Regions from separate parts of the Homo sapiens genome. Here region 2 is linked to region 1. A link is a loop called in an ENCODE intact Hi-C map of the cell type or tissue named here. Cell type or tissue: PC-3. All regions are shown on one strand. Each heading gives the region's core, and the rest is flanking DNA. Links, peaks and the distances in the headings are about the cores only. Region 1 has its middle 570 kb from the start of FBXO33. Region 2 has its middle 690 kb from the start of FBXO33.

What was found. Peaks named below come from ENCODE experiments on the same cell type or tissue, not always from the same donor. Only the 100,000 strongest peaks of a DNase experiment are listed, where the experiment ranks them.
Region 2: it touches region 1 in a loop (4-fold over the local background); 1 of 110 quality-filtered maps calls a loop at or near these places.

What each region holds. Positions count from the first base shown.
Region 1 is chr14:39,990,707-40,006,655 of GRCh38, forward strand. No RefSeq gene overlaps it. Among named protein-coding and RNA genes, the nearest start is that of FBXO33, 570 kb to the left of the region's middle. In PC-3, for the core only: no CTCF peak of the experiment used is centred there; no DNase peak of the experiment used is centred there.
Region 2 is chr14:40,113,489-40,129,437 of GRCh38, forward strand. No RefSeq gene overlaps it. Among named protein-coding and RNA genes, the nearest start is that of FBXO33, 690 kb to the left of the region's middle. RefSeq lists an enhancer at 9,425-9,504. In PC-3, for the core only: no CTCF peak of the experiment used is centred there; a DNase peak (open chromatin) is centred at 6,013.

The DNA of each region.
Region 1 (15,949 bases), core at 4,465-8,464:
AATTTGAATCCAGAATAAGGAAGATGATTATTTGGTGGTGGGGGGTGGATTTTCATTGGTATAAGGATAGGAGATTTTTCTTAAATTTGAGTCAATAATGTAGGTCTTCACTTCCACAATCTTAGTTTTCAAGTATATATGTTAGTTTTGGAGTTAGTGTTGTTATGTTAAAGTTGACTTGTCTTTGAGAAAATTATATATTTATTTGTGTGGAGTTTATTAATCTTTTACAATAATAAAAGCATAGGCTATGGAATTAAGAGGCAAACTATCTTAATACATTGATGATTTTTTTTTTTGTATAGAACATTTTAGGAAAAAAGTACTTATTCTTCCTGGGTCTCATTTTCCAGAAGGAAGCACTGCATTAGCGAGTCCTGAAGATCCTTTCCAGCTCTTTGATTATATGACATTCTGACTAGCACAAAGAGGCACACCTGCAATCCTACTGAGAGTTCCATGGATCATTAATGATTATTCATGGTGAAGGAAGCAGAGGTAATGTAGACTCTGAAAGCTGATACTTCTCATTGTAGAAGTACACTCTTGTGTTACAGTGTTTTTGTACATGAGAAATTCCACCTGCCAGCCCTTGAAGGTCTCTGAGCACAAGGGATTAACTCAGTGCCCTTTAAGTTAAAATACGTCCTGCAAACCCAGCACAGTGTACCTGCAGTGAGGGGACTGTTATGGATGCTCATTTTTATGTCTTTTAGAGCTTATGCTATGCATATCCTGCTTAAGCTTTGTCTCTCTTTTTCCTTAAGTTTTGAAATGCTTTTTATTGTGTAGAAAAGTTAAAATTCTTTAAAACATTAATTAAAAGTAAAAATGATCAAGAGTAAAATGTGACATATATATTTTTCTATTTAAAATACACAATGCATATTTTTTTAAATTCTATGAGCTAGGAGAGTCTAATGTAAGAAGACTCACTGCCAGCATATTCCAGTCTACTTCAGTGCTCTGACTTCAGCCACCTCCCAATAACTAGTTTAGATAACTTTTTGAGCATTTGTACTATGCTGTTTAATATAAGAACGAGCAGTGGTGAATACGTAATTTTCTTTCAACTTTTATTTTACATTCTGGGGTACATGTGCAGGATGTGCAGATTTGTTACACAGGTAAACGTGTGCTATGGTGATTTATTGCACAGATTGTCCCATCACCCAGGTATTAAGCCCAGCATCCATTTTATTCTTCCCTATAGTCTCCCTGCCACCCCACAGGTGGCCAGTGTGTGTTGTTTCCCCCTACGTGTCCATGTGTTCTCATCAATCAGCTCCCACTTATAAGTGAGAACATGTGGTGTTGGTTGTCTGTTCCTGCATTTATTTGCTGAGGATAGCAGCTTCCAGCTCCATCCATGTCCCTGCAAAGGACATAATCTCATTCCTTTTTATGGCCGCATAGTATTTCATGGTGTATATGTACCACATTTTCTTTATCCATTCTATCATTGATGGGCATTTAGGTTGATTCCATGACTTTGCTATTGTAAATAGTACTGCAATAAACATACATGTGCATGCATCTTTTTAAAAGAACGATTTATATTCCTTTGGATATATACTCAGCAATAGGATTGCTCGGTCAAATGGTATTTCTGTCTCCAGGTCTTTGAGGAATTACCACACTGTCTTCCACAACAGTTGAACTAATTTACATTCTCACCAACAGTGTAAAAGCATTCCTTTTTCTCTACGTTCTCACCAGCATCTGTTTCTTGACTTTCTAATAATTGACATTCTGACTGGCATGAGATGGTATCTCATTGTAGTTTCGATTTGCATTTCTCTAATGATCGGTGATGTTGAGCTTTATAAAATATGTTTATTGGCTGCATGTATGTTGTCTTTTGAGAAGTGTCTGTCCATGTCCTTTGCCTACTTTTTAATGGGGTTGTTTGTTTTTTTCTTGTAAGTTTGTTTAAGTTCCATATGGATTCTGCATATTAGACCTTCGTCAGATGGATAGATTGAAAAAATTTTCTCCTATTCTGTAGGTTGACTGTTCACTCTGGTGATTATTTCCTTGCTGTGCAGAAGCTTTATAGTTTAATTAGATCCCATTTGTCAATTTTTGCTTTTGTTGCAATTGCTTTTGGCATTTTCGTCATGAAGTCTTTGCACATATCTATGTCCTGAATGATATTGCCTAGATTTTGTTCTAGAGTTTTTATAGTTTTGGGCTTTACATTTAAGTCTTTAATCTATCTTGAGTTAATTTTTGTAAATGGTGTAAGGAAGGATTCCAGTTTTAATTTTCTGTACATGACTTGCCAGTTCTTCTAGCACCATTTATTAAATAGGGAATCCTGTCCCCATTGCTTGTATTTGTCAGGTTTGTCAAAGATCAGATGGCTGTAGATACGTGGTCTTATTTCTGGGTTCTCTGTTCTGTTCCATTGGTCTATGTGTCTGTTCTTATACTAGTACCATGCTGTTTTGGTTACTGTGGCCTTGTTGTATAGTTTGAAGTTGGGTAGCATGATGCCTCCAGCTTTGTTCTTTTTGCTTAGGATTACCTTGGCTAGTCAGCCTTTTTTTTTTTTTTTTTTGGTTCCATATGTATTTTAAAGTATTTTTTTCTAATTCTGTGAAGAATGTCAATGGTAGTTTAATGGAATAGCATTGAATCTGTAAATTACTTTGGGCAGTATGGCCATGTTCACAACATTGATTTGGCCTATCCATGAGCATGGAATGTTTCTCCATTTGTTTGTATCCTCTGATTTCTCTGAGCAATGGTTTGTAGTTCTCCTTGAAGAGGTCATTCACTTCCCTTGTTAGTTGTATTCCTTAGGTATTTTATTCTTTTTTTTTAGCAATTGTGAATGGCAGTTCATTCATGATTTGTCTCTCTGTTTGCCTGTTGTTGGTGTATAGGAATGCTAGTGATTTCCACGTAATGATTTTATATTCTGAGACTTTGCTGATGTTGCTTATAAGCTTAAAAAGCTTTTAGTCTGAGATGATGGGGTTTTCTAGATATAGGTTCATGTCATCTGCAAACAAAGATAATTTGACTTCCATTCTTCTTATATGAATACCAGTTATTTCTTTCTCTTGCCCAATTGCCCTGGCCAGAACTTCTAATATAATGTTGAGTAAGAGCAGTGAGAGAGGGCATCCTTGTTTTATGTCAGTTTTCAGGGGAATGCTTCCAGTTTTGCCCTTTCAGTATGATATTGGCTGTGGGTTTGTCATATATGGCTCTTATTATTTTGAGATATGTTCCTTCAATATCTAGTTTATTGAGAGTTTTTAATATGAAAGTATGTTGAATTTTATCAAAGGCCTTTTATTTGCATCTATTGAGATGATCAAGTGGTTTTTGTCTTTAGTTCTGTTTATGTGGTGGATCATATTTATTGATTTGTGTATATTGAAACAGCCTTGCCTCTTGGGGATGAAGCCAACTTGCTCATGGCTTAAGCTATTTGACGTGCTGCTAGATTCAGTTTGCCAGTATTTTATTGAGCATTTTTGCATTGATATTCATCAAGGATATTGGCCTGAAGTTTTCTTTTTTTTTTTGTATCTCTGCCAGGTTTTGGTATCAGGATGATTCTGGCCTTATAGAATAAGTTAGGGAGGAGTCCTACCTCTTCAATTTTTTGGAATAGTTTGAGTAGAAGTGGTATAAAGTCTTCTTTGTACTCCAGTAGAATTTGGGTGTGAATCCGTCTGGTCCTGGGCTTTTATTTTTGGCAGCAGGCTATTTATTACTGCCTCAATTTCAGAACACATTATTGGTCTATTCAGGGCTTCAGTTTCTTCCTGGTTCAGTCTTGGGAGGGTGTATTTGTCTAGGAAATTTTTTTTTTCTAGTTTATGTTAATAGAGGTGTTTATTGTATTCTCTGATGGTCATTTGTATTTCTGTGGAGTCAGTAGTGATATCCCCCTTATCATTTCTGATTGTGTTATTTGATTCTTCTCTCTCTTCTTCTTTGTTAGTCTAGCTAGTGGTCTATTTGATTCATGTTTTCAAAAAACCAGCTCCTGGATTCATTGATTTTTCGAAGGGTTTTCCATGTCTCTATTTCCTTCAGCTTGACTCTGATTTTGGTTATTTTTTGTCTTCTGCTAGCTTTGGGGTTTGTTTGCTCTTTTTTCTCTAGTTCCTTTTGTTGAGGTGTTAGGTTGTTAAGTTGAGATCTTTCTAGCTTTTTCTTGTGGGCATTTAGTGATATAGATTTCCCTCTTTACAGTACTTTAGCTGCATCCCAGAGATTCTGGTATGTTGTTCTCTTTTTCTCATTAGTTTCAAAGAACTTCTTTCTTAATTTCATTATTTATCCAAGAGTCATTCAGGAGCAGGTTGTTCAATTTCCATGTAGTTATATGGGTTTGAGAGAAAAATTTCTCAATCTTGAGTTCTAATTTGTTTGTGCTGTGGTCTGAGAGACTGTTATAATTTCAGTTCTTTTGCATATGATGAGGAGTGTTTTACTTCCCATTATGTGATCAATTTTGGAGTAAATGTCATGTGATGATAAAAAGAATGTATATTCTGTTGTTTTTGGCTGAAGGGTTCTGTAGATATCTCTCAGGTCCACTTGATCCAGAGCTGAGTTCACGTCCTGAATATGTTTGTTAATTTTCTGTCTCGATTACCTGTCTAATATTGTCAGTAGGGTGTTAAAGTCTCCCACTATTATTGTGTGGGAGTCTAAATCTTTTCGTAGGTCTCTAAGAACTTGCTTTATGAATCTGGGTGCTCCTGTATTGTGTGCATATGTATTTAGGATAGTTAGCTCTTCTTGATGAATTGAACCCTTTACCACTGAGCTTTGTCACTTACTATAAGATTCATGGCAAATCCAGGACACTTTAAATTCTTTTTTTAGTTTATGGGCTGTGTTTCTTTTAAAGATAGTTTTTTTCCAAGTTCATTAGTGGCTCTAATTTAATGTTTCCTCTCATTAATTAAAACAACCATAAACCAATAGCAATGAACAAAAGAGACAACGTTTTGAACCTTAGAACTCCTTACAATACAAAAACCATTTGTCTCCCTATAATCACATCTTACAAGTTTTTATTATTTTTCTAGTATAAAAATAATATATACTTTATGTTTAAATACGTTGGAAAATACAAAATATACATAGAGAAGAAGAGAAATAGTTCTTGCTAATACTTTTGCATTTTCCATTGTAACTATCATACTTTTGTACTATGTACATCTAGCAGATATTTGTAAATAATTTTAGTTGAAAAAGTAATTTGAGATAATTCTGGGGGAGTTGCATCAAAATGATTTAATATTCTCAGAGAAAAATGTTTAGAATTGATAAAATGTGTGATAGTGCCTGGTTCATCTGTGCTCTGGGTGTTGTTTAATTCAGGCTTCTGGGTTGCTTCCTTGGGAAAATTAGATGCAATTTATGGGTTGTGTCTTGCAAGACAGGCAAATACCCTGGCCTTATTCTATGGGAAACAGAAAATATTACTTAAAAATGAGCAAAGAATAAATATAGGAAAGAATGTCTGTAAGGACAAAAGTTTTAGGCAAATCCTGAGACATTATCCTTTTAGTAACTTAGCAGGACTGTTTTTAAAGGCTGAACTATGTGTCAGATACATCTTATGCACATTTTCAGACTACTGGGGCCTCACATATGCATCATCCTAAGCCTATTGCTCATGTCCTCCACTGTTGAGGGGAACTGCCCTTTATGAAACGATCTCCTGAGACTTATTAACTGTCACGAGAACAGCACGGGAAAAACCCGCCCCATGATTCAGTTACCTCCCAGTGGAACACATTGGGATTATGAGAGCTACAGTTCAAGATGAGATTTGGGTGGGCACACAGCCAAACCATATCAGTATCCAAGGGATCCTAGTGTCTGTTTTTTCCATGGTAAATTATAAAATTATAAGGCTATCAGAAATTATGCATAGAGAGTAAATTATTCTTAGTTTCCGGAAGGATATTTCAGGATGTCTGTTGGCACTTATAGAGGGCCATCTTATATCATTTACTTAAGTTTGAATACTTAGTGATATAAACAACTCTTTTCCATGAAGCTTTTATACTGTCTGTGTTGGTGACGAGAAGCTTTCTCATGTGGCATTCATATCACATGTTCATTCATTCAACATTCAGTGAATATTTATGGAGTGCCCAGCGTATTTAGAAATGGGATACATTAGGGCCGGCAGGCATCTCATGCCTGTAATCCCAGCACTTTGGGAGGCCAAGGCAGGTGGATTACCTGAGGCCAGGAGTTTGAGACCAGTCTAGCCATCATGGTGACACTCCCATCTCTACTAAAAATACAAAAATTAGCTGGGCATGGTGGCATATGCCTGTAATCCCAGCTACTCAGGAGAATGAGGCATGAGAATTGCCTGATTATGGGAGGCTGAAGTTGCACTAAACTGAGATCATACCACTGCATTCCAGTCTGGGTGACAGAGTGAGACTCTGTTTAAAAAAAAGAAAAAAAAGTTTGTGTGTGGGGATACATTAGTGAACTAAAAAGGAGCTAACATTCAAGATAAATAATATATAATATATAAATTTTTAAAAGGCGATAAAATACTGTGGGAAAACTGAAATGGGATAAATAGGATCAGGAGTACAGCGAGGGGAAGAGGCTTGGGGCTTGGCATGTTGCTATATTAAATAGTGAAGGGGCCTTCATTGAGAAGGTGAGGTTGATCAAATATATCTTAAAGAAGTAAGGGAGTTAGCCAAGAGGATACCTGGGGAAAGAGCATTTCAGGCAGAGGAAATTGTACAGCAAATTCTCAAGGTGGGAGCCTGTCCAGCGAGTGTCAGGATCTGGAGGAGACTGCTGTGGATGCTAGCAGAGTAAGCAAAGAAGAGTGAAGTAGGAATTGAGGCCAGGTAGACTATGTTGGACCTTGTCCAGCTCTTATTAGCAGTGAGAAGGAATCAGTTGCATGTTTTATTTTTTATTTTTATTTTTTACTTTTTTTTGAGACAGAGTCTCACTCTGTCACCCAGGCTGGAGTGCAGTGGCTCGATCTTGGCTCACTACAACCTCTGCCTCCCAGTTTCAAGTGAGTCTCCTGCCTCAGCCTCCTGAGTAGCTGGGACTACAAGGGTGTGCCACCAAGCCCGGCTAATTTTTGTAGTTTTAGTAGAAACGGAGTTTCACCGTGTTGGTCAGGCTGGTCTTGAACTCCTGGCCTCAGGTGATCCACCCTCCTCTGCCTCCCAAAGTGCTGGGATTACAGGCGTGAGTCACTGCATCCAGCCCAGTTGCAGATTTTGATCAAAGGAGTGACCTGATCTGACTTGACTTTTAAAAGATGATTCTGGCTGCTGTGTTAATAATAGACTTTGGGGAATGCACAACAGTAGAAGTAGGAGACACAAGCCAAGATGATGATTTAGCCTATCAGCGAAGTGGCAAAAAATGGATGAATTCTGGATGTATTAAGAATGTATTAGGAATATAGAGTCTATAGTTTTTTCTTTGTGATAATGGAATCCTGCAGTTAGCTGTATGAAACATTTGTCAAAGGACCTTCCGAAAAAATATTTTGTAAGATATCTCAATTTAATATTAATATATTACCGTTGGATTCATCTACATTTTAAAGTTTCTGCTTATGTTGCAATTATTGCTGCATCTAAAACACTAGACCCTGCATCTGGTGGGTTTCATGGTATGTACATAATAAAGATAAGTTGTGAGGTGACAAGAACTCTACCTGTACTTTTTGCAATGGTTCTGAATGAAATATGCTCTCAAGTTGCTTCTCCCACACACAAATTTTGGATGTCAAATCCCTGAATAGCCAAATACTAGACTGATATAATCCTCTGGATTATGCTTGTCTAGTTGGTGTGCTTCGTTGGCATGTTATAAACTATAGTTACATTTTAATTTAATGCTTGTAAATTCTGAGACATGTAGTATTATATTATTATTGGCCAAAGCCTTTGTGGGAGACCATTATGAATACAAAATTTGCTTCAGTTAAGAGGCACATTTGAGGACTTCATAAATATTAATTGAAATGCATGCTGTTCAAGAAAATTACAATTTTTGTGGTATGAGCAAACATTGCAGTTCTGCAACAATGTTGATTTTATTCACCAAATTTTTATCCTAAACAGATAGCTTTAGAATGCTCTTTTGTTTAGGTCCAATATGAGCATCATATTTAATTAAAAGATGTCATCTTTTAATGACATCTTTGCTACTGGAGGATGTTGTATTAGATAATACAAGTAGGTATGATAAGCAAAACTTTAACCAAATAATCTTTTCGTTTGATTTTAGTAAAATAAAGAAACCGTAAAAATATAACTTTTGGCTAACACTCTAAATGTTCACGTGCCACCACATGAATTCAGTACACATGCACGTGCACACGTACCCACACATGTGTATGCAACCTCGACCCCCCATAATATTTAGACATATCATCAGCTGGTAGAATTAAGCTCAAGAAAGCTGTTACTTTTATAGCCATTGTATAATATGATTTAGTTAATGATAAATAATAAAATAAATTGGTTTTCTGTAGTTTACTTCTGGCTTAAATCTTGCATTTCACAGAAATATTATGGAAATCTGATTAAAGGCATGACAAACGCACCACTGTTTTAAGGTTAAAAAAAGTAGCAATTTAAGGAAAAGTGAATAGCCAGATTACATTGCTTTTTCTTTTTAAGTCATGGTTTATAATGTTATTATAAATGAATAAATTATTTCAGCTGTTGGCTTAGGTTATACTTACCAAGACAGATATTACAATAGTATGATTGTCAAGGAATTATATTGCACTTTTGAGTTGACTTTTTGTTAACACCTGCATTTTGTTTGATTGACAAAACTCTTTTAGAACAGAGTGGAAAATAGAGCTGTTTACAAGTTACCCTGAAGGTCGCTGCTCTGCCCCAAGGGAGTGGCAAGCTTTTTCTCCTACATAGATGAGCGTTTTTTAACAAACACCTTGAGATACCTCTTTATATTGGGAAGCAAGAGCACTCCAGGGTATGGTTTTGAAGGATACTGATGGCTGGACTGCTCAGCATCAGAAATAAGTGGTTATTTGAAGGTGGGAGTAAACCCAGGAGAGAAAAAGAGAGAGTCAGAAAAACAATACCAAGTGGTGGACAGTAGAGAACTCAAGAGTGGAAACCTAGGAGAGGGATGATGAAAGGATTGTCCATACTCAGTTTTTTGGTGTTTCTTGTCAGGAGCTGTCATCACAGGCATCTTGCTCCACACATACCTTCGGCAGTATCTGTCATATACACAAATTTCTTGATCAAATGGTGTTTGATGAATCAGAGAAAAAGTGTTATAATATCTGAGATTGTGCTGAGCAGAGAGGAGAGAATAAATATTTTGGGTCAAACACAGGTAACAATGAATTTAGCAGGAGAGGAAATCAGAATTAGAGGTAACAGAATACAGGCAAAATTGGCAAATTCGGCAAAATTCTGCCTGAAGGGATTGCCTTTCCCCTAGACATGAGATAGAGGCTAGAGAAAATCATAAAGCAGATGATAGCTTCAGCTCACATCTGGATTATACTTGCTTTTGGCTCTCCACACAAAAGGCATTTCTTTCATATTCAGAAAGCTTACCAGCAATTTTAAATGTAGAAGGCCTTGTTTTAACTGTGCTGATGGAGGCAGCTTGGCATTCCTGGGCTCCTTGAAGTTTGAGAATATAGTAAAGAATCTCTGAGATGTTCCAATTATTTAAAAAGTCTAACAAAAATCTAATATTTATTCATGATAAGGTGACATGAACTCACTCATCTGTCAAATAACTCCTCCATAATAGAATTATATCCACTCAGTTGATAATTCTGTAATGGTATCTCATGCTGATCAGAAGCTCTGATAAGCAGTTAGGCGTCTTTGATGGAAGAAAGGAGAAAATTATTATTAAAAATTGCAGCTTCCGTTTCTGCTCCTTTCTCCTGCACTGAGATGAACTCTCTCATTCTGAAATTGTGTTCCTTGAGCAGCAGATGAAACTGCATAACTACAGTGAACATGGAGGCCTGTCGATTTCTAAAGGAAGTTCCCTCAAAGGCATCCACTTCACTGTGAAATAAGTGGTCATGGCTCAGTTAGCTGTCTTGTAACTATAGACAGTAAAGCCCCGACAGAAACATCTACAAATTTCTGGTGGTCGCTGCAGACACAGGACCCTTGGAGAACTCTCATATCTCCTGGCATGGTTTGAAAAGGAAAGTGTGCGGCCGGGCGCGGTGGCTCATACCTGTAATCCCAGCACTTTGGGAGGCCGAGGCGGGCGCACGGGGTCAGGAGATCGAGACCATCCTGGCTAACACAGTGAAACCCCGTCTCTACTAAAAATACAAAAAGTTAGCCGGGCGAGGTGGCGGGCGCCTGTAGTCCCAGCTACGCGGGATGCTGAGGCAGGAGAATGGCGTGAACCCCGGGGGGCGGAGCCTGCAGTGAGCCGAGATCGGGCCACTGCACTCCAGCCTGGGCGACAGCGAGACTCCGTCTCAAAAAAAAAAAAAAAAAAAAACCAAAACAAAAAAAAAGGAAAGTGTGCTTTTCAGTAGGACCTGGGGTAGCCCGAGGTGTCTCCGGGTCTGTCATTGTCCAGTCACCAGCAAATAAGGCATGTAGCTGAAAGCCAGGATTGAGTCCATCCTGCAGCCCCCAGGAGAAATCTTAAACTAGAGATCTTGCCAAACCTCCTGGAGATTTCTCCCTGGGGGAATTTTGCATTGTGTTAATATATTGTCTTTGTGTCAGCCCCTGTGCCTTTTAAATTAATTTTCATCATTAGGAATTGTAGCCCAGAATCTTCCCTCTTGATTCTTTAAAAAATAAAAATTTTACCTAGCCACTTGAGACACCAAGAAAGAGCTAGAAGGAGTATGATAGGCCTAAGGAAGATATCTGGGCCCAATTTTCATCAACCAACTCTTATCGCACACCTACTATGTGCAGAAATGCGAGCAGGTGCACAGTGGTATTTCTTGAACTACTTTTGTCCTCTAACATGTGACCCTCTTTAGAATAAGCTTTATGAACTTTTTGTCCCCTTGTCTGACATAAAGTGTTCCCTGCAAGTGAAATGGATGAGGGGGTTTCCTTTTCTCTCTAGATATTTAGGGAATTAGACCTTGAAGGAAGAGGGGAGGCAAGTGTTGGATTACAGGATTTAGGGGAAGACATGGCCTATGGCTGGAGCCAACAAGTGAGATATTGAATCCCAGGAGATGCTCTTCGTAGGTGGAAAACTCATCAGCTCAACTGGACGCTTTGTACCAGCTCAGAGAGTTCTTAGCAATGATTGCTGCCAAAATATATATACTCTTAACTGAATCAGAAATACAGTGCTAAGTGAGTCACTTGTGAGGACTCTAATAAATAATTCCATTTCAATACTATTTTTTTTCAGTTTCTATGATAATGTCTTTTGAAATACATTCATGAAGTTCCTGGAATCCATGGTGAAAATTCATAAAAATGGTCCTTGAAATTAGCAAATTTGACTTCATCACTTATTAATTACAAATGTCTGCTCTGACATCACTGGTGTTTTGGGGATCATAATGTATTAAAGTTTTGTTTTAAATCATAAGGTGTTATAGAAATTCAGATCTTGCAGGTTATAAAGCAGTGGTTAAAGACCTGGTCCTTGAAGCCAGATCCTAGATTTGAGTTCTTTTTCTGCCACACATTTTAATTGCACAGCCATGGGGATGCCTCTTGACCTCTCTGAGGCCCAGGATTTCATTGCCTGGCACCTACTAAGTGCTCGACAGATACTATTTTTATTTTTACTATATGGCGTCTGATTTTAAGGCAAATCTATTCCATAAAATCATAAAAAATAACACTCTACTGTCAGTCTTTTTTTGGCAAGCATTAAGGGTAAGTGGTCTTGGGGATGTATTGTCAGGTGAAGAATGGCATAATTTATTATGATTTTTAATCTTAGAAGAAGAGAGCGTCTCCTATATTGGAAAAATGTTACATTTTCTCTAAGGAGTAAAACAAAATTTTATAGTAGTATGTAAACTGTTAAAGAAACAACAAAAAACCCCCAACCACATGCATTAACCTGTTTTTGGTACTTAGTGACCTTAGGAAGGAAAGAGTTTAGAGTAACAACCAAGTTATTATAATTTCCATCAAAAGTAAAATACTGAAGCAAGATAAATCTGACACGTGCTAGCTGTAGTGTCCGGAACAAGCACTATTCCTTATATAGCCAACTGTGGCAAGTAATGGCTGTGGTAAAGACAGTGGTCTGTATGCAGGATAACATTTCAACTACCCAGTTTTATAAAACTGCTGAAGAGCAAAAATGCAGCTGGGTTTGGGGAAAGGTCTTGAATACGTGGAAGGTTGGGGGAGAAGGATCTTGTTTGACCAACAGGACATATTATTGAAGATAATTATTTAGGTTGCCGTAAGAATTTACATCAATGTGTACTAAGAAATAATGTGAGGCAAATTTAGGAATCTTAAAAAGATGTGAAATAATGATGGGCTTATGTTTTATGACTCTTTAGTATGGGAGGCATTAGGGAAAAACTATTAAATTATTAGTCAGCAACTCTCCCAGGTACTGCAGAGTGTTTTTAAGGCACAGTGCCAATTCCTAGTAGATTTGATAAAAGTTTTCTGATTTTTATAAAAGAAAATCTTTCAAATGTTACAGAAGATGAATTTTACTATATTAAAGAATGAAATGATAAAGGTCTAGCCAGTTTGAGAGTGGTGATGGAAGAAAACTCTACATTTGATATTAGGAGATACCATCCTTTTAAAATACAAGTACCTGTTTTGTTTCTTTAGTCTCCCTCATTTCTTCCTCTTTGATCTGCCTCTTAAAGGAGAATTATTCCAACTTTTCTTCTAAGCCTCTCCATCTTCCTCCTTTCCTTCTTTTTTTTTTTTTTTTTTCTCCAATAATTATCTTGGCTTTGAACATTGAGTTTGTGCTATATATATTCAGGTCACCACTGGGTATACCAAATTAATAAGTCATGATCTCTGCCCTAGTTTTGGTGTGTTGGGGAAAGAACGGCAAGAAAACTTGTAAAATGTGATAAAGTCTTTACAGTGATTAGGAATATGTGTTCTAGAAGCACAAAAGAGGTGACATCTGAAGTTTCATGAAGGCTAAGTGAGTTAGTGGGGAGGAGGCGTTTCAGGAAGGAAAAACTGCAAGGACTCAGGCACAGGGCACGGAAATGGATGGTATCTTGGGAGACCTGTTAGTCATTTTGTGTGTTTGGAATGTCGAGTGTATGTTGGAGTGTGCAGCAGCTGAGGTTGGATAAGTGGGGTGCTAATGATTTTATACTTTATCCTGCGGGTAGTGGAGAGTAACAAGAGGTTTTTAAGCACTGAGTGGGCTAACTAATTTCTTTTTATGGCTTTAACCACCATCCTTAAGTTAATTATTCCCAAATCCGTACCTGCAGTTCTGACTTTGTTCCTAAGTATCATAATTGTATTTTAAAGTGCTAACTCCCTACTGAACATATTATCCTGCTGTTACTCAAGCAAGTTGAGTTCAGACAAACTTACTTTGTCCCTTTACATTGTTCTTCCACTTGGGCTCTTTTCTTTGTTTCATAATGGCAACATTTCTCCAAATCAACTGGGCTGAACATCTTAGTGCCATCTTCAGCTTCCTTCTTTATTTGTTTCCTCATAGTATTTTGTTTACCAGAACCCACCACTTTTGCTCCCAAGCACTTCATGGCCATTTCCCTATTTCTTTTTCTACTGCCAGTGCCATATGGCTTAAACTCCTATTCTTTTTCATCTGTACTTTTGCAATGGCCTTTTAATATCCTACTTATTTTCTCTTTTACTTCTAATCCAGTGTGCATAATTGGACCATAATTTTCTTCCTAAAATATGGATTTCCTGACATAATTTCTAATCTTTTCCACTTTTCCTTATTTTTACAATCTCCTTCCTTATAATATTGCTTGTCAGAAATCATCATTCTTTGTAATACCATAATGCTTTTAAAAAATATCTTGATAACATCACAACTTGCCTTATATTAAAATAAACTTTATTTTTAAAATACTTACACATTTTTAGAAGGCAGAGTATATTAGTTACCTATTACTGTGTAACAAATTACTCCAACATTTAGCAGCTTAAAATAATGCACATTCATTATTTCACAGTGTCATTGAGTCAGAAGTCCAGGGTGCATCTTAACTGTGCTCTCTGGCTTAGGATCCCTCACAAGGCTGCTATCAAGATGTCAGTTGAGGGTATGGTCATGATAAGGTTCAAGTGGGGTAGGATCGGCTTTTCAGCTCACTCAGTGGTCATGGCAAGGTTTAGTTTCTTCCCAGTTATTGGACAGAGGGTGTCAGTTTCTCACTGGCTGTTGGCCAAAGGCTTCCCTCAGTTACCTACCATACATATGTGTTTCTTTGTGGGGCAGCTTACAACATGAGAGCCTGCTTCAAGTGGAGAGTAGTGAGAGACAAAAGTCGCAGTCTTTTATAACCTAATTTTGGAAATGACATTCCATCACTTTGCTATATTCTGTTTGTTAAAAGCATGTCACTATGTCCAGCCCACATTCAAGGAGAGTAAATAATTATACAAGGGAATGAGTAGCAGGCAGCTGACTATCACACAGAGCATCTATAATTTTACTCCCAACCTCTGTGACTAATGCCTTCTGCAACAGGTGTTTAATACTTTTTACTGATCGTATTGAAAGATATTGTTGCTTTTTGTAACTAAGATTTATGCCAGTGTTAATTTTAACATCTACATTTGGTTAAAATTAGTTGACCTCTTTGAATTTTTTTGTGTAATATAAAAAGAGAAAAAAATGAAAAGGTACTAAATAGTCAGTTGGGTCATTTGGGGGTTCAGTACATGAATGCCACTCAATCATTTGGCAAAAATGATGACAACATACTGGAGAGGGAGGAAGAGAGTAATGTGATGGAAATTATCCCCGATACCATTTTTTTTTTCTGAATTTCACTTGACATCAACAACAAAAATATACACTAAAATTCAGTTCTAGGTAATTTCTAAATTTGTTAATAGTTTAGATTTCTTAATTTTCTCCAGTTAGATGCTTATGTAAACACTTTAGAAAGGCAGTTGCCAAGTTTGAAGTGACTTTCTATGTAAAGATATATAAATTTGAAGTAGTGATAGTTTTAAAATTTAGTTGTTTATAAACGTAAAAAACTCAGAAAAATATACTTTTCCTACATTAGTTTTAAGTAGGTTTTTATATCATCTTTATGAGCAAAAGAATATTTTGATAGGCATTAAGGCCTAAGTTTCAGGGACCATTAGTGTGTTATAGCTATTTAATTTTTAAATTCAGAAATATTACACTTTGACTCTAATAAATTATTTTTATATGCCTTTTCAAAGTTATAAACAGATTAAAAGAACATAATGTGAAAAGAGAAAAGTTCTATTAAAAATATTCCTGGTTTAGCTTAAGGTTTTATTCATTACTTGGGTCAAAATAACCTCAGCTTTATCTTTTTTATGTGTGTGTTATCTATTTTTGAGATGTTTGAGATAGAATAAAGCTCAAATTTCCAGGAGCAGCCAAATCATTGTACTTTGAATTTTTAAAATCATTTCTTTTTAGATGACAATAATGAAGCATTTGCATTTGAGCCTGGCAACATGTGCATTTGAAAGTTTGCTAAATGAATATAATTGTGAATTAAACAACAAGAAAAATATTATTCTTTTAAAAACATTATTGAAACCATTACATATGAATTATAAATTTTTTTCAGGCAACACGTTAATTAGTCAACTTTTTTCAGATCCTTATACATTTATTCAGATATTTCCTTTCATAGACTTGTCTCATCTTCAGGTGTGATTTTTAATGAATATTTTCAATTCTGCTAAAGACTACATTATTAAGTTCTATAACCAGGCCTAGTTATATATTTACATTTATACCCTTTTCT
Region 2 (15,949 bases), core at 4,038-8,037, 120 kb after region 1:
CTAGTGTCTAGTATGTTATACACATAGAATGCAGTCAATACCTATTATTCAATGGATAAAGTGAAATTTTCTGTAGGCTGAGGAAAACAGATACCATCAAGAAAGAAACTGTCTTAGAAGATTAATTTGTGAAAGTTTAGTAAAAACTATAAAACAAGAACTAAATTTTAAAACCAGAGATGGAAAAACACCTAAAAGAACAATGAAACAGTTTATCAGTTAATTGAATTCAGAAATTAATCATTTTTATATGCATGCAGTGTCCCTGTTTCTACTCTAAATTCAAGTATGAATGCCAACACTGAATTCAAATAGAACTTTTGTGAATGAGTAACTAGCTCAAGGTCAGCAATAGATGGAGTATGCTGCTTGTCTGTTTCCCAGGAAGTATCCTGGAAGCTATGGGTGTAACTAAAAGGTCACTACAGTACCCCATATTTTGCATTGTTAAAGCTTCTGGGAATATGACTCTACATCAAGATGCCATCTCTTAAGACTACTGAAGTTTTTAAAGCAATAAGCTTTTGTAACCTTATAAAATATCTTTTCCCAGAACCACCTCCTAAAGCATAGAAGAAAGATGTAATAAAGGCAAAGTCATTGAGCATCTTTGTACAATATTGACAGTTTGAAAACTATATTTAGGTATCAGGAACCTATGCTTAGATATACATGATCATACTTTCATTTATTGGGCATTTCCATTCAAATAAATTAATATTGATTAACTGATTTTGCATCCAATTGTCTTCACCTAGGTAATATCATTGAACTATTGTGTGTGTGTTTGTGTGTGTTAATGATGTTGAGACTCAGAGTCTCTGGTCACTACTGGATTAATATTGTGGATGTTTTAACAAAAGCAGAAATATATGACTCTGGAAACGTCACTTGAGACTTCTCTCTTTTTTTTTTTTTGAGACGGAGTCTCGCTCTGTCGCCCAGGCTGGAGGGCAGTGGCGGGATCTCGGCTCACTGCAAGCTCCGCCTCCCGGGTTCACACCATTCTCCTGCCTCAGCCTCCCAAGTAGCTGGGACTACAGGCGCCCGCCACTACGCCTGGCTAATTTTTTGTATTTTTAGTAGAGACGGGGTTTCACCGTGTTAGCCGGGATGGTCTCGATCTCCTGACCTCGTGATCTGCCCGCCTTGGCCTCCCAAAGTCCTGGGATTACAGGCGTGAGCCACCGCGCCCAGCCAAGACTTCTCTTAACCTGATGACTGAATCCAAGATTCCTTTATTTAAGCAAATGTTCTAAAACACTGATATGGCCACTGCTGGATTTTTAATAGTCATTTTTCACTGAATGCACACACTGGCATTCTAAATCACAAACATTATTATCAATTTAAAAAGCATATAACATTCATCTGTTTTTCTCCCACTTTGATTTTTAGTCCAGGGGTAACTCTGTGAAAGCCAGGTCAAATGTTTTCTGTATACAAATTTCAAAGTTTATCAAAGGTGAGACACAGAGAAAATTATACACACACACACACACACACACACACACACACACACACGATAGACATATATATTTCACATACACCACATTTTCTTTATCCACTCATTTAGGTTGGTTCCATATCTTTGCAATTGTGAATTGTGCTGCAGTAAACATATACATGCTGGAGTCTTTTTGATACAATGATTTTTCCTTTGGGTAGATATCCAGGAGCAGGATTGCTGATAGATAGGTTAGTGCAGCAGTAATTAATTAAAGTAATTTTACTATTAAAGTAATGGCAAAACCCACAATTACTGTTGTACAAACTGAATACTTTTGCTTCTTTAAGAAACCTCTATACTGTTTTCCACAGTGGTTGTGCAAATTTACATTCCCACCAGCAATGTATACGCATTTCCTTTTCACTACATGTATGACAACATCTATTGTTTTTTTACTTTTTAATAATGGCCATTTTTGCAAGGGTAACGTGGTAGCTCATTGTGGTCTTAATTTGAATTTCCTGATGATTAGTGATGTTGAGCATTTTATTTATATGTTCGTTAACCATTTCTGTATCTTCTTTTGAGAAGTATCTATGCCATTTGCCTGCTTTTTGATGGGATTTTTTTTTTCTTGATGATTTGAATTCATTATAGATTCTGGATATTAGTCTTTTTCTCCAACTCTGTGGGTTGTCTGTTTACTCTGCTGATTATTTGTTTTGCTATGAAGAAACTTTTTAGTTTAATTAGGTCCCATTTATTTATTTTTGGTTTTGTGGCATTTGCTTTTGGGGACTTAGTCATAAATTCTTTGCCTAAACTAATATCCAGAAGAGCTTTTCCTTGGTTGTCTTCTAGAGTTTTAATGGTTTAAGTCTTAGATTTAAGTATTTGATCTATCATGAGTTGATTTTTTGTATGAGAGATAGGGATCCAATTTCATTCTTCCACATGTGGCTATCCAGTTTTCTCTGCACCATTTATTAAGTAGGATGTCCTTTTGCCAATTTATGTTTCGTTATCTTTGTTATCTATTTCAAAGATAAAGCAGTAAGGCTGTAAGTATTTGGCTTTATTTCTGGGTTCTCTATTCTGTTCCACTGGTCCAGTGTCTACTTTTATAGCAATACCATGCTGTTTTGGTAACTATAGACTTGTAGTATAATTTGAAGTCAGGTAATGTCATGCCTCTAGATTTGTTCTTTTTGCTTAGGATTGCTTTGGCTATTCAGGCTCTGTTTTGGTTCCATATGAATTTTAGAATTTTTTTTCTAATTCTGTAAAAAATGATCTTAATATTTTATAGGAATTGCATTGAATTGTTAGAATGCTTTGGGCGGTGAGGTCATTTTCATGATATTAATTCTCCCAATCCATGAGTCTGGAATGTATTTTCTCTTGTTTGTGTCATCTGTAATTTATTTCAGCAGTGTTTAATAGCTTTCCATGTATGGATCTTTCACCTCCTTGGTTAAGCATATTCCAAGGTATTTTAATTTTTTTGCAGCTATTGTAAAAGGGATTGAGTTCTTGATTTCATTCTCATCTTGGTCATTGTTGGTATATAGCAGTGCTACTGATGTGTGTACACTGATTTTGTAACCTGAGACTTTACTGAATTCATTTATCAAATCTAGTAGTCCTTTGGAGGAGTCTGGGGTTTTCTAGGTATACAACTAAATCATTGGCGAACAGTGGTAGTTTGACTTTCCTTTTTTACAATTTGGATGCCGTTTATTTCTTTCTCTTGCCTGAATGCTTTGGCTGGGACTTCCAGTACTGTGTTGAATAGAAGTATTTAAAGCGGGTGTCCTTGCCTAGAGTCAGTTCTCAGGGGGAATGCTTTCAACTTTTCCCCATTCAGTATGATGTTGCCTGTGGGTTTATCATATATAGCTTTTATTATTTTGAGATATGTCCTTTTTATGCCTAGTGTGTGGAGGGCTTTTATTATAAAGGGATGCTGGATGTTTTTCAAATGCTTTTTCTTGCATCTATTGAAATGATCATATGGTTTTTGTTTTTAATTATGTTTATGTGGTATATCACATGTATTGACTTGCATATGTTAAACCATCCCTGCATCCCTAAGATGAAATGCACGTGATCATGGTATATTACCTCTCTGATGTGCTGATGTATTCATTTACCTAGCATTTTGTTGAGGATTTTTCCATCTGTGTTCATCAGGTTTATTTTTTCCATCTATGTTCATCAAATATATTGGTCTGTAGTTTTCTCTTTTGGTTATGTCCTTTCCTGGTTTGGGTATCAGGGTGATACTGGCTTCAGTTCATTAGGGAGAATTTCCTCTTTCTCAGTCTTTTGGATTGGTACCAATTCTTCTCAGTACTCCTGCTTATTGTTGGTTTCCATTTCCATAAAATATCTTTTCCAACCCGTTTACCTTGAGTTTTTATGAATCCTTACATGTTAGATGAATCTCTTGAAGATAGTAGATATTTGGTTTGTAATTTTTTATCCATTCTGCTAATCTTTATCTTTTAAGAGGAGCATTTAGGTCATTTATGTTCAATGTTAACATTGAAATGTGAGGTACTTTTCCATTCATCATGTTAATTGTTACCTAGTGATATGGTTAGGCTCTGTGCCTCCACCCAAATCTCATGTTGAATTGTAATTCCCAATGTTGGGGGAGGGACCTGGTGGGAGGCAATTGGATCATGGCGGTGCATTTCCCCTTGCTGTTCTTGTGATAGTGAGTTCTTAGGCAATCTGGTTGTTTAAAAGTGTGTGGCACTTCCCCCTTCATTTTCTCTCCTGCTTCACCATGGTAACACATGCCTGATTCCCCTTCACTTTCTGCCATGATTGTAAATTTCCTGAGGCCTCCCAGCTATGATTCCTGGGGAGCCTGTGGAACTATGAGTAAATTAAACTTCTTTTCTTCATAAATCATCCAGTATCAGGTAGTTCTTTATAGCAGTGTGATAATGGATTAATACACCTAGATACTTTATTTTCTTTGTTGTGTTATTTTTTATAGGTCTTGTGAGTTCCAAGAGTCTTTCAAGAGGTCTATTCTGGTGCATATTAAACTGTTATTTCAAGATTTAGAACTCCTTTTAGCATTTCTTTTAGGGCTGGTCTTGTAGTGACAAATTCTCTCAGTATTTGTTTGTCTGAAAATAAATTTATTTCTCCTTCATTTATGAAACTTAGTTTTGCAGGATACAAAATTCTTGACTGACCATTATTCTGTTTAAGGAGACTAAAGATATGACCCCAATCCCTTCTGGTTTGTAAGGTTTCCACTGAGAAGTCTGCTGTTAGTCTGCTAGATTTTCCTTTATAGATAGGTTTCCTGATGCTTTTGCCTCACTTTTCTTTGAATTTTTTTTTTCATGTTGGCTTCAGGTAGCCTGGTGACTATGTGCCTTAGTGGTGTCCTTTTTGCAATGAATATCCTGGGAGTTCTTTGAGCTGCTTGTATTTGGACATCTAAATTTCTAGCCAGGCCAGGAAAATTTTCTTCAATTATTCCCTCAAATAAGTTTTCCAAACTTTTTTGCTTTCTTTTTTCGCTTAGGAACATAAATTATTCTTAGGCTTGGCCATTTTACATAATCCCATATTTCTTGGAGGCCTTTGCTCATTTCTTTTGATTCTTTATTCTTTATTTTTGTCTCATTGGGTTAATTTGAATGCCTTGTCTTTGAGCTCTGAAATTCCTTCTTCTATTTCGTCTAGTTTCTTAATACTTTACACTGCATTTTGTAATTTCCTAAATGTGTCTTTTATTTCCAGACATTCTGAAGTTTTTCTTTAAAATATCTATCTCTTTAGAAAAATTTTCATTTACATCCTGAATTGTTTTTTTAAATGTCTTTATGTTGGTTTTGTCTTTCCCTGGTATCTCCTTGAGGAGCTTAATAATTCACCTTCTGAATTCTTCATCTCGTATTTAAAATATTTCATTTTGGTTTGGATCCATTGCTGGAAAGTTAGTATGATTTTTAGGGTTGTTATAGAACTCTGTTTTGTCGTATTACCAGAATTATTTTTCTGGTTTCTTCTAATTTAGATAGGCTATTTGTTCTAATTATTCCTGAACATTTTTTATTTGATTTTTTTATATTTCTTTTTCCCCCCCTCAAGGATGTGACTTTAATATGTGTAGTGTATTATACCCTAATTTGGCTTGTGATGCTTTTAGGAGTGAAGAACATGTACAGGTTCCTTGGTTATAGAGAAACTTTTAATAATGGCTTTCTCAGATACTGGCTGTACTGGCAATATGCTGGTATGTGAGCAGATTATCTCCTATGGGGTTGGAATGGCAGAGGTCTCTTGAAGCTTATCTCATTCCCTCGTGGTTTGCATTTTTAATTTATTTATTTTACCCCAATATTTTATTTACTGGGTTGAATAGTTCGGGCTTCATGCCAATAGGGGACGTGTTCCTGGGTAGAAACCAGTTGTGGCTAAAGCAGGTAAATAAATGCAATAATAAGTTGTTGGCAGATGTCACCACCTTGACAGAGGTGGCTGGAGGAGCGCTCAGAGAAATGCACTGAAGTCTTATCAGAGGGAAATATGAGACCCACCTCAGAGCCCCTGCCAGGACAGCAGGAAAGCAATTCACCTCCCAGACACAGTTCTGACTCAGTGTTCTGGCTCTTCAGATCCAACAGACACTTTTTTAATCTGCAGGAATGTTGATGTCCCAAGTAGAGAGGAGCTGACTCTACCCCTTGTGCAAATCTGAACCTAGAGGGCCTCCTTCTGTGGGGATGTGGTCACCCCGAAATGTTCCAGAAGGGTTGTCTTTAGGTGCACCCACGCTGAGCTCCTGTGGGAGACGTTGGGTTCATAATTTTTGAAATGTAAATATATAGGGAAAAATAGTACTCACATCTTCTTGGCACCTTGGACTTAGCCCAGGGATCTAGTCCAGAGCATTTGGCACTGGTAGTTCAGAGCAATTAACCAGAGAGAGGGCTACAGATCTAACTTTCATGTTATATGAAGAGTAAAAAGATTCTAGAGGAAGTGAAAGCGTACATCCCCTACCTTACATCATATACCTTTCCATGTCTCTGGAGGCTAGGGCTTTTCACAAGCACACTGAGAAATCCAGGGGCATTTAATCTCCCCAGAGCTTCCTACAGGCTAGATTTATTGATAGATGCTTTCCAATATATTATTTGATTGCCACAAGAAGTCTGCATAATAACTATCATTATGCTGAGTTTAAATTTGAGAAAAACAAGGCTTGGCAAGTATAAAACAATCAGCTCCAGACTCTGCAGCTAGAGTAGTTATTGGTTTGGTAAAAAAAATTCTGCCTGGCTCCAAGACTATCCTGTTTTCCTCTGTACCACACTGAAGTGAAGGAGAACATATTCAAGTAATCTCTTGTCCTAGGATATCTTTGACAAATAAAACAAGAAATTACTTTAAAAAATGCTTTCACCATATAGAAAGTTAAAAACCTAAAGGAAAATGAAACCACATTGATACCTGAAGTCTGGGTCAAAATCAGGAGGGAAAAAAAGCCCCCAAACTTGAAGCTTTTCTTGTAATTTTCAAAGGAAAACATAAGTATCTCATATCAGAAAGCAGACCTTTCTAAAAAGCAAAACTATTTCAAAATATGTTATTTTCTGGCATTAATCCTCAGATGGACACATCTCTCTTTATTCAGTGACTTTTGCTCTTTCAGGTTAACCCCCAGAGACCCATTCTGAGAGCTAAGATAAGCACTGCTAAGCAAATGTACAATAACACATCACAGATCTGAGAAAAGTTTTCTACACACCTAAAGCCTAAGGATAAAATTTAAATAATGGAAGACAGCCTAAAGCTTGAGATCCAGATGTTAATACTCTACTAATGGCACTCTTTAAGCCTGAAGTCAAATGCTAGGCAAAAACAATATTTTTCTTTTGTTGAAATAAATAATTTCTATAACCTGAGAAGAGCAGATCAACTAGCAATCTCCTTGTTTCCTTGGTACACATCCCTCCCTCATTCCACAACAAAACAAAGGAAATCAATCAAATTAAAACATAGCAAAACATAGTGGTTTTATATTGGAAAATTTTTTGCCTTCTTATTTATTTATTTGAGACAGAATCTTGCTCTGTCACCCAGGCTGGAGTGAAGTGGTGCAGTCTTGGCTCACGGCAACCTCCACCTCTGGGTTCAAGTGATTCTTCTGCCTCAGCCTCCCAAGTAGCTGGGACTATAGTGATGCACCACCATGCCCGGCTATTTTTTTTTTGTATTTTTAGTAGAGACAGGGTTTTACCATATTGGTCAGGCTGGTCTTAAACTCCTGACCTCGTGGTCCACCCGCCTCTGCTTCCCAAAGTGCTGGGATTACAGGCGTGAGCCTCCACGACTGGCCTTTGCCTTCTTAAGAAGTGATAAAAGGAATGACACTTTCATAAACTAACAACCTTTCCAATTTAGAGTCCTGGAAATATGATAGCAAATAATACACAACATTTTACAATGTGTCCTCAAAATTACAGTTTTGTAGTGTTTTAAGTAATTGCGAATGATAGAACACTTATTTGTAAAACATCAAATGACTAACAGCTGATTCAAGGATTCATTAGAAGAATAAAGGAAAGAGCGATATGATGCACTGTTCAGATTGGAGGTAAGATCTTTTTTTAAAATTTAATATGAAATAATTTGTTGGGGGCGGGAGAGGTGAAACTGTAAGGACATATAAACATTTTCTTGATATCCCCCCAATAAATTAAACATGGTCAGAGAAAACTTAAAAACTAATAAATCTGAGGTTCTAAAAGCATCTGTAAAGAACTTATCAAGATTATTTTATTTTTTTAAAAAGCTACAAACTATAAATAGGGGCTGATAGAATTGTGTAAAAGGGAACATGAGGATTATATATTTTTGTCCTCTAGATATGCTAATGTACTTCGTCACTTTCCAAATTCACTGTATTGTGAAGCTTTCTGTCACACAAGCCTTTTCAGCCTTACCTCTTATGCCTCAGAACCTCTCAGCTACTCAAGGACCTGCCAAGTTTTTATTCTCCAGCATCTCAGGTCCTTGTCGTCTTCAAAGGTTAAGTTTAGCTTATTCATAATTTTCCTATTTGGTCTTTTCATTTAGGTTGAAAGTCCCTTGAAATCATGAGTTTTCTATTACATGCTGTATAGGTCTACACAAAACTCAGTCTGGGACTGGGATGTTATTTGCAGGAAGGAATATTGAAAGAGGTTTTTGGAACTGCAAGACATAAGTCAGCAGCCCTGAATGAAACATGTTTAAGCAATTCACTTAAGTGGGTTGGTTCCCTTAGGAAGATTCTAAAGGAGTGGACACTAAATGGAGGGTGGCTTTCATAAATGTTAAATATATGATGCCCATTTGTCCTTGACTTTGGGAAAAATCAATATCTTTTATTGACAGGTAACCATTTGACTAGCTAGGCATAAAATTAAGCCTTAAAATAATGTTCACATCAATGCACATCAGAAGAATCATTTATAAAATAACATATATTAGAGACCAAGGCAGAAAATATAAAAAGCTTAAAAACCTATAGCAATAGGACTTTATCCAAGTAATTTATTCACTAACTCTACAAAATAATGAAGTTAAAACTGGTCTTTACTATTCCCCAGAGAACAATATCACTACAAAGCACTAAATTACCCCAATTACAACTTGCTTAATTTGGGAATTTAGAGACAAATAGAATGGAGGAGTGTGAGGCAGTATCAGTCCCCCAAAGTGTGAGCTAAAACAGATACAACAGACGCTATGGGACCTCACGTGGGTGCTTTTATAGTAGTTACATAAATTTTTTTATCTCATATCACAAGGTTTAATTCCTTTCTTACATGGAGCTAAGAACACTTCATTTCCTTCTTTGAAATGTGTGATAAAATATCATGCATATGAAACCTCTTAAAGAGCCAATAAGATTAAAAATAGATCAGGATTAAATAGGGTATTAAGATTTCTACTACCAGCATAAAAGTGTAATTCATTGTACTGTAGGCAGTGGGAAAGAGGTTTTATGGTTAGGCTTTCCTTTTTTGATCTACACAAGTCACACTGGACTTAGTGAAGTTTTCACACTACATATAAAGCAGCTGAATTTATATCTTCAGATTCTAAGGTTTTCTACATCCTGGATAATGTTTACCTTTTAGTGTAATATACAGCCACCCCACTTAAGAAACTGGTCTTATTAACCTTTGAAAATCTTTAAGCCTTACCCTGTGTTTAACATATTCATGCTTCACTGAGTAATGTTCTGTGATTCATTCTCATCGTTTCTTTCTTTCTAAAGCTGATTAATTCTTTAAAGCTAGCTCAAGTTCACATTTACCTTCTTAGATTATGCCATGACAGATTTCAGTGCTTCTGATGCCATCTGTTTGGTAGGAAAGACATTTCCTTTGAGAGGCAGGTGAAAGGGCAACAAGAAAGTCAGCTAGTAGATAATCTTTAGTTTAGGGCCTGTACTCTAGTGGTAAAAAGTCATTCTAGAATTTAATGATTACTTTGCTTTTTCTGTGCTTCCTTTCATACTGACCGAGTTGAGCATATAGCTGGGCTAGGCCTGACCAAAAAAGAAAAAAAAAAAACCACTTTGGCACTTTGCAAGAAAGACAAGTTGTCTCTGTTTAAGGCTGCTTTTACCATGGGAAACAATCAGAATAAAAGATATATAGTAGATAAGAATATAAATGAATATAAAATGAATGATGGACCTCTCCTCCCTTCATTGTTTCCTCTTTATCTTCCCTAGTTCTTGACAGAAGTAATGTCATTTCCTAATTAGAAATCTCCTGTAGCCTTTTCCTAATAAGGGCTGGGGAGAGAAGTTAAGTTAAAGGAAGGAAGAAACCAGAGGTTCCATTCCTTTTAAACTTATCAGAGCCCTGTGCCAATTACTCTGGATTCTATTCACTACCATATTAGACAATTAGTTTCTGAGCTAGTTATGTAGCTTTGGTACACTAATGTTACTGATGATATAATGATCCTGCAGAAGATTTGGCAGTGGCCTACCAGAAACATTTAGGGCTGCGGTGTTTTGATGTCCAGAGTGGACTCTTGGCAGGAGTGTCTAAGAATTACAACACATCTGCCTGAATAGAACAACAGGTAGCAAGACCCAGATATACAAGCTTGTCTGTACTTAGTGAATTAAGAGAACAGTAAGGCAAGGCTGCATTTGGCTTAATTGTTAAACATAGCTGTTCTCTTCTTCACTGCTTTGCCTTATCATGTACGTTCATTTCTGTTTTCATTTTATGCCCTTTGGAACATTCTTTGCTTCTTTTGGTTCCAGTCAATTTAACAAATTCCCATCTATTGTTTTGCATTTTGTTTTTCATTTATTTTGTTCTCATAAAAAGAATTTATGTTATTCTTTTAGAATGTTCCTATTTTTAGGTTAGGTTATGAAAAGAGGGCTAGTAATTTGAATTAAGTGTATCTATTTTTTTTTCTTGGTTAAGTTGCACACAACTTAATGCCCTTGGTTGTTGGTGATACCTTACTATATGGAGATTCTCATTCTATTTTAAGTAATGGACTAGCATAGATAAGGATCTTAGTCTCTCTTAATTACTATTTGTAAACCTTTCCCAAAATTAGGTCTTTTAAACTGCTTCTTTTCTAATACGATATTTCTGATCAGAAACTTTGTATAACTTTTTGTATTATTCACTGGATGTAGTCCAAACTCCTTCACTGTCCATTCAAAATCCTTCACAACGTTGTTGTAATTTGAAATTTCAGTTTTGTAAGCTATCTCTTCTCTAAGCAATAAATATTAGATATCCATTAACCATGACTTGATTTACATGCTATTACTGGGAAAATTCTTCCTTTTCCCCTTATCCTGTATAAATCATAAGCATTCTATGAGCATAACTCAAACCACCTACATTACATTTTAACTCCAAATGCTTTCTCTCTCTTCTGAAATTATATGTAATTTATTATCCTTACTATTCATTTTAATGCTTTTCATGAATTCTTTTTTTTTTTTTTTTTGAGACCGACTCTTGCACTGTTGCCCAGGCTGGAGTGCAGTGACGCGATCTCGGCCACTGCAGCCTCCACCTTGAGGGTTTAAGCAATTCTCTTGCCTCAGCCTCCCGAGTAGCTGAGATTACAGGCGCCCTCCACCATGCCCGGCTGATTTTATTATTATTTTTTTTTGTATTTTTAGTAGAGATGGGGTTTCACCATGTTGGTCAGGCTGGTCTCGAACTCCTGACCTCGTGATCTGCCCTCCTCAGTCTCCCAAAGTGCTGGGATTACAGGTGTGAGCCACCGTGCCCGGCCCATGAAGTCTTATTGGTAAATTATCTTCATACATCTACGAGACTGAAAATATTACAAGAAAGGGCCACTCTTTTTTGCTTGTATTACTCTTGTATGGCTTTTCCAATAGTAATTGCTTAGGAAATACTTATTGTTTGTTTATTTATTTATTTATTTATTTATTTATTTATTTGAGACGGAGTCTTGCTCTGTCGCCCAGGCTGGAGTGCAGTGGCGCGATCTTGGCTCACTACAAGCTCTGCCTCCGGGTTCATGCCATTCTCCTTGCCTCAGCCTCCTGAGTAGCTGGGACTACAGGTGCCCGCCACCACGCCCCGCTAATTTTTTGTATTTTTAGTAGAGACAGGGTTTCACCGTGTTAGCTAGGATGGTCTCGATCTCCTGACGTTGTGATCCACCCGCCTTGGCCTCCCAAAGTGCTGGGATTACAGGCGTGAGCCACCGCACCTGGCCTTATTGTTTACTTACTAGATTAATACAACAGATTATTCCTTATCAGGTATAGTGTAGTGTAGAAGATTTCCAGAGTCCTCCTATCAAAGAATAGTTCAGGTAAATGGGTTAATGCAGATGATGCCCATTAAGGCCCCAAAGCTAGGTGAAGTAGGCATGTGAGGAGATGATGCCTTACACTAGATTTTTACGTCCATCATGACACCCATTTACCTTTGTTTTTCGAATAGATGTATTTGATTGTGATTATGGGGTGACTTTTAAAAAGCCGAAGATTAATGTGACAATTGGTGAGTTTGTATTTATCTCATTAGCTAATTTGTCTAAATCTCAAGCCTTTATGAAAAATACACTTTTTTTTTTACCAGTACAGATATATGTCTTATAATACCATTCTTCTCTCAGTATCACATTGCCCAACCTCCGTAATGTAACTTTGTACAACAAATACTGGATTCACTAACAAACATTACGTGAAATTGTGTAATGAAAAGAATGGCTTTACCTTTGTCTTTAGATTTCACTACGATTTTCTTTTTGGCAAGTCTTGTTATCTTATGATCTTCAACATCCATCACTAAATTCTAAAAAGTGAAAAAAATGCCAGCTGAGCTAGATATATTGGTATTAGGCACTTTCTACCACAACTAATAATAATATATCAACAGGTCACATGACAGAAAGTGATGACAATCATTCAAAGACAATATGGCTATTGAACAATATACTTATTGCTGACTGGTAATAGGTCAATACAAAAGGAAGATCAGAAGATTGAGGAAATATAACACTGCACAATTCTGTTGTAGGTACAATTCCAGAACCTTGAGAACATTAAGAGAGCCCAGAATATTGCCCAATTCTGACTGATACCTTCCTAACCTCACTAATTTGAGTTTAAGTTATCCATGGAACGTCTAAGTGGGGATGACCTTTAGGTAATTGAATGTATATATTTGGATCTTGAGTGATGTCAAGTATAGAAGAAATATAGCAATTAACAGTTATTACATGTCTACTATGAATTTGGCAGAACTTTTAGCACTTTACACATATGAAACATTTAATCTTCATAATAAGCCACTTTAATATTATTACTCTCTTAGTTTTAATGCTGAGGAAATTGAGATACAAGCAGAGTAAATCATTCATCCAATATCAAACCTCTAGAAAGCAGTGGAAGTGGATTTTGATTCAGATGTTCTAGTTCTAGGGCATCTGTTCTTACCTATCACTCTTCTTTTCTAATGGAACCTGGGTGGTGATTGAAATAGTGATTGTGAAGGAAGTTTCTCAGTTAAACAGCTGGTTCAAAATAGTAAATGCTGTACACTGGCCATTGCATTACTTAAGATTGTGCTAGTTATAATGACAAAATACCTAAAAATACATGATGACTAAGATAAATGGTGGCCAAAAACACTGAGAAAGTATTTCTTAATCTTGAAAAGTCCAAACACCAATTCGGGGATCCAACCTCCTTCCAGCTTGTGGTTCTGTCAGACTCAAAATGTGGTATCTGAAATTGCTCTGGTCATCTGCATCAAGCCAGCCAGAAAGAAGATCAAGGCCAGGAACGTAAAGGAGGAGATTTTTGTGGTACATGATATGGGTCGGTTCTATGTCCCCATCCAAATCTCATATCAAATTGTAATCCCCAGAATCCCCACACGTTGAGGGTGGGACTTGGTAGGAGGTGATTGGATCAAGGGGGTGGTTTCCCCCATGCTGTTCTCATGATAGTGAGTGAGCTCTCACGAAATCTGATGGTTTCATAAGAGGCTCCTCCCCCTTCACTTGTCTGTGCGCTCTCACTCTCTTTCTCTCTCTTCTCTCTCTCTCTCTCCTGCCACCATGTAAGATGTGCCTCGTACTCTTCCGCCATGATTGTAAGTTTCCTGAGGCCTCCCCAGCCCTGCGGAACTGTGAGTCAATTAAACCAATGTTTTTTATAAATTACCCAGTCTTGGGTATGTCTTTATAGCAGTGTGGCAACAGACTAATACAGTACATTTCAGGAAGTAATATATATCATTTGTTATCACATTTTGTTGGCTAGTGCTTTGTCATATTGTCAGTCTGAAGTCAGCTAACTACAAAGGAGTCTAGTAAAGTTAGTCTAGCTATGGACCCAGAAACAAGAGGGCATAGGTTGGAGAAAGAGTTTTATGTTTCCACAACATCTACTAATGAAAACTGGCTTATTTTATGGGTTTTAAAACTATATAATTCTAGTTTGCATTAGGGACAAATACTGTAAGTAGAAATCCTAAAATTTTGAACAAAAATTTAAGATAGTTTTATGATGGCTTCATGCACTTACCTATTTTATTTTATTATGTTTATTTATTTAGAGACAGAGTCTCACTCTGTCACCCAGGCTGGAGTGCAGTTACACAATGTTGGCTCACTGCAACCTTTGCCTCCCTGGTTCAAGCAGTTCTCCTCCCTCAGCCTCCCAAGTAGCTGGGATTACACATTCCTGCAACCATCCCTGGCTAATTTTTGTATTTTTAGTAGAGATGGGGTTTCACCATGTTGGCCAGGCTGGTCTCAAACTCCTGACCTCAAGTGATCCACTCATCTCGGCCTCCCAAAGTGCCAGGATTATAGCTGTGAGCCACTGCACCCAGCCACACTTCCCTATTTTAAAATAAAAAAGTTTTATGCCACTTGGAATAAAATTAAAATGTCTCTGGCTTTTAAAATTATATATGCAATAACTATTATTTTACATAAGGAATACAGCAAAATAAATCTTTTGGAAACACTTTAATCTTAATCTTTAATTTAGTTTTATATTCAAAGGTTGAGAAATTCACATTTATAAAATGTTGAAGTGCTGTGAATGATGAAACCAAGTAGACATAAAGCATATTGCTATATTCTTAAAATATCTTGTAATACATATTAAAAGAAATTCTTCAATTTACCTACTACAGAATTGAAAAAGAAACATGCTTTGCATAAAGACACACATGAATAACACATTTACATTGATATTTAATACTCTAAATACAGAGAAAAGTTTATTTTAATAGAAGTCTATTTTCCAAAAATAATCCCTAAAATGCTAATTATCAAATAAAGAGACAGGGATATAAGTATCTAATCAGAAACTTGGATTTTCTTCATTAATTAAAGAGAAAATGCTGATCAAAAATATTTTTCATTTTATCTCTTATACTATGCTTTTATTTTGCTCCCCATCCCCCGAATTCCCTATGCACACATGAAAGACAACTAAATAACATGAGTAGTAGAAGAAAATCCCACACATATGCTAGCAAGATTTTTAACTTTTTTTTAACACAGAAACAAACAATATGAACCATAAATGAAACAGCAAAAAGCAGTAAATATCTCCTGCATTCTGTGACACAAGTATGTAATTATTTTCCCTTGAAAGGTATGAGCATTTTTCTGGTAACATTAGGTACACAAAATTACCAATTATTATAGTTATGATTCACCATTAATTCCTACAATTACATAAAATAAGATGTAATCTTCTTTCCTTTTAAAAGCTTGACTCTAAAAATAGTGACACCTGGGGCATCATATTTGAACTCAATAGAAGCTGGGGCATCATACTTGAACTTTGAATATTCAAATTTGATATCCTAATTACATACATTATACAAATGTAAAACTGCTGACTAAAGTATAATGAAGGATCTGTGTGCATTATTCAGGTCTGTGTGTACTCTTATGAGGATTTTAGTGTTA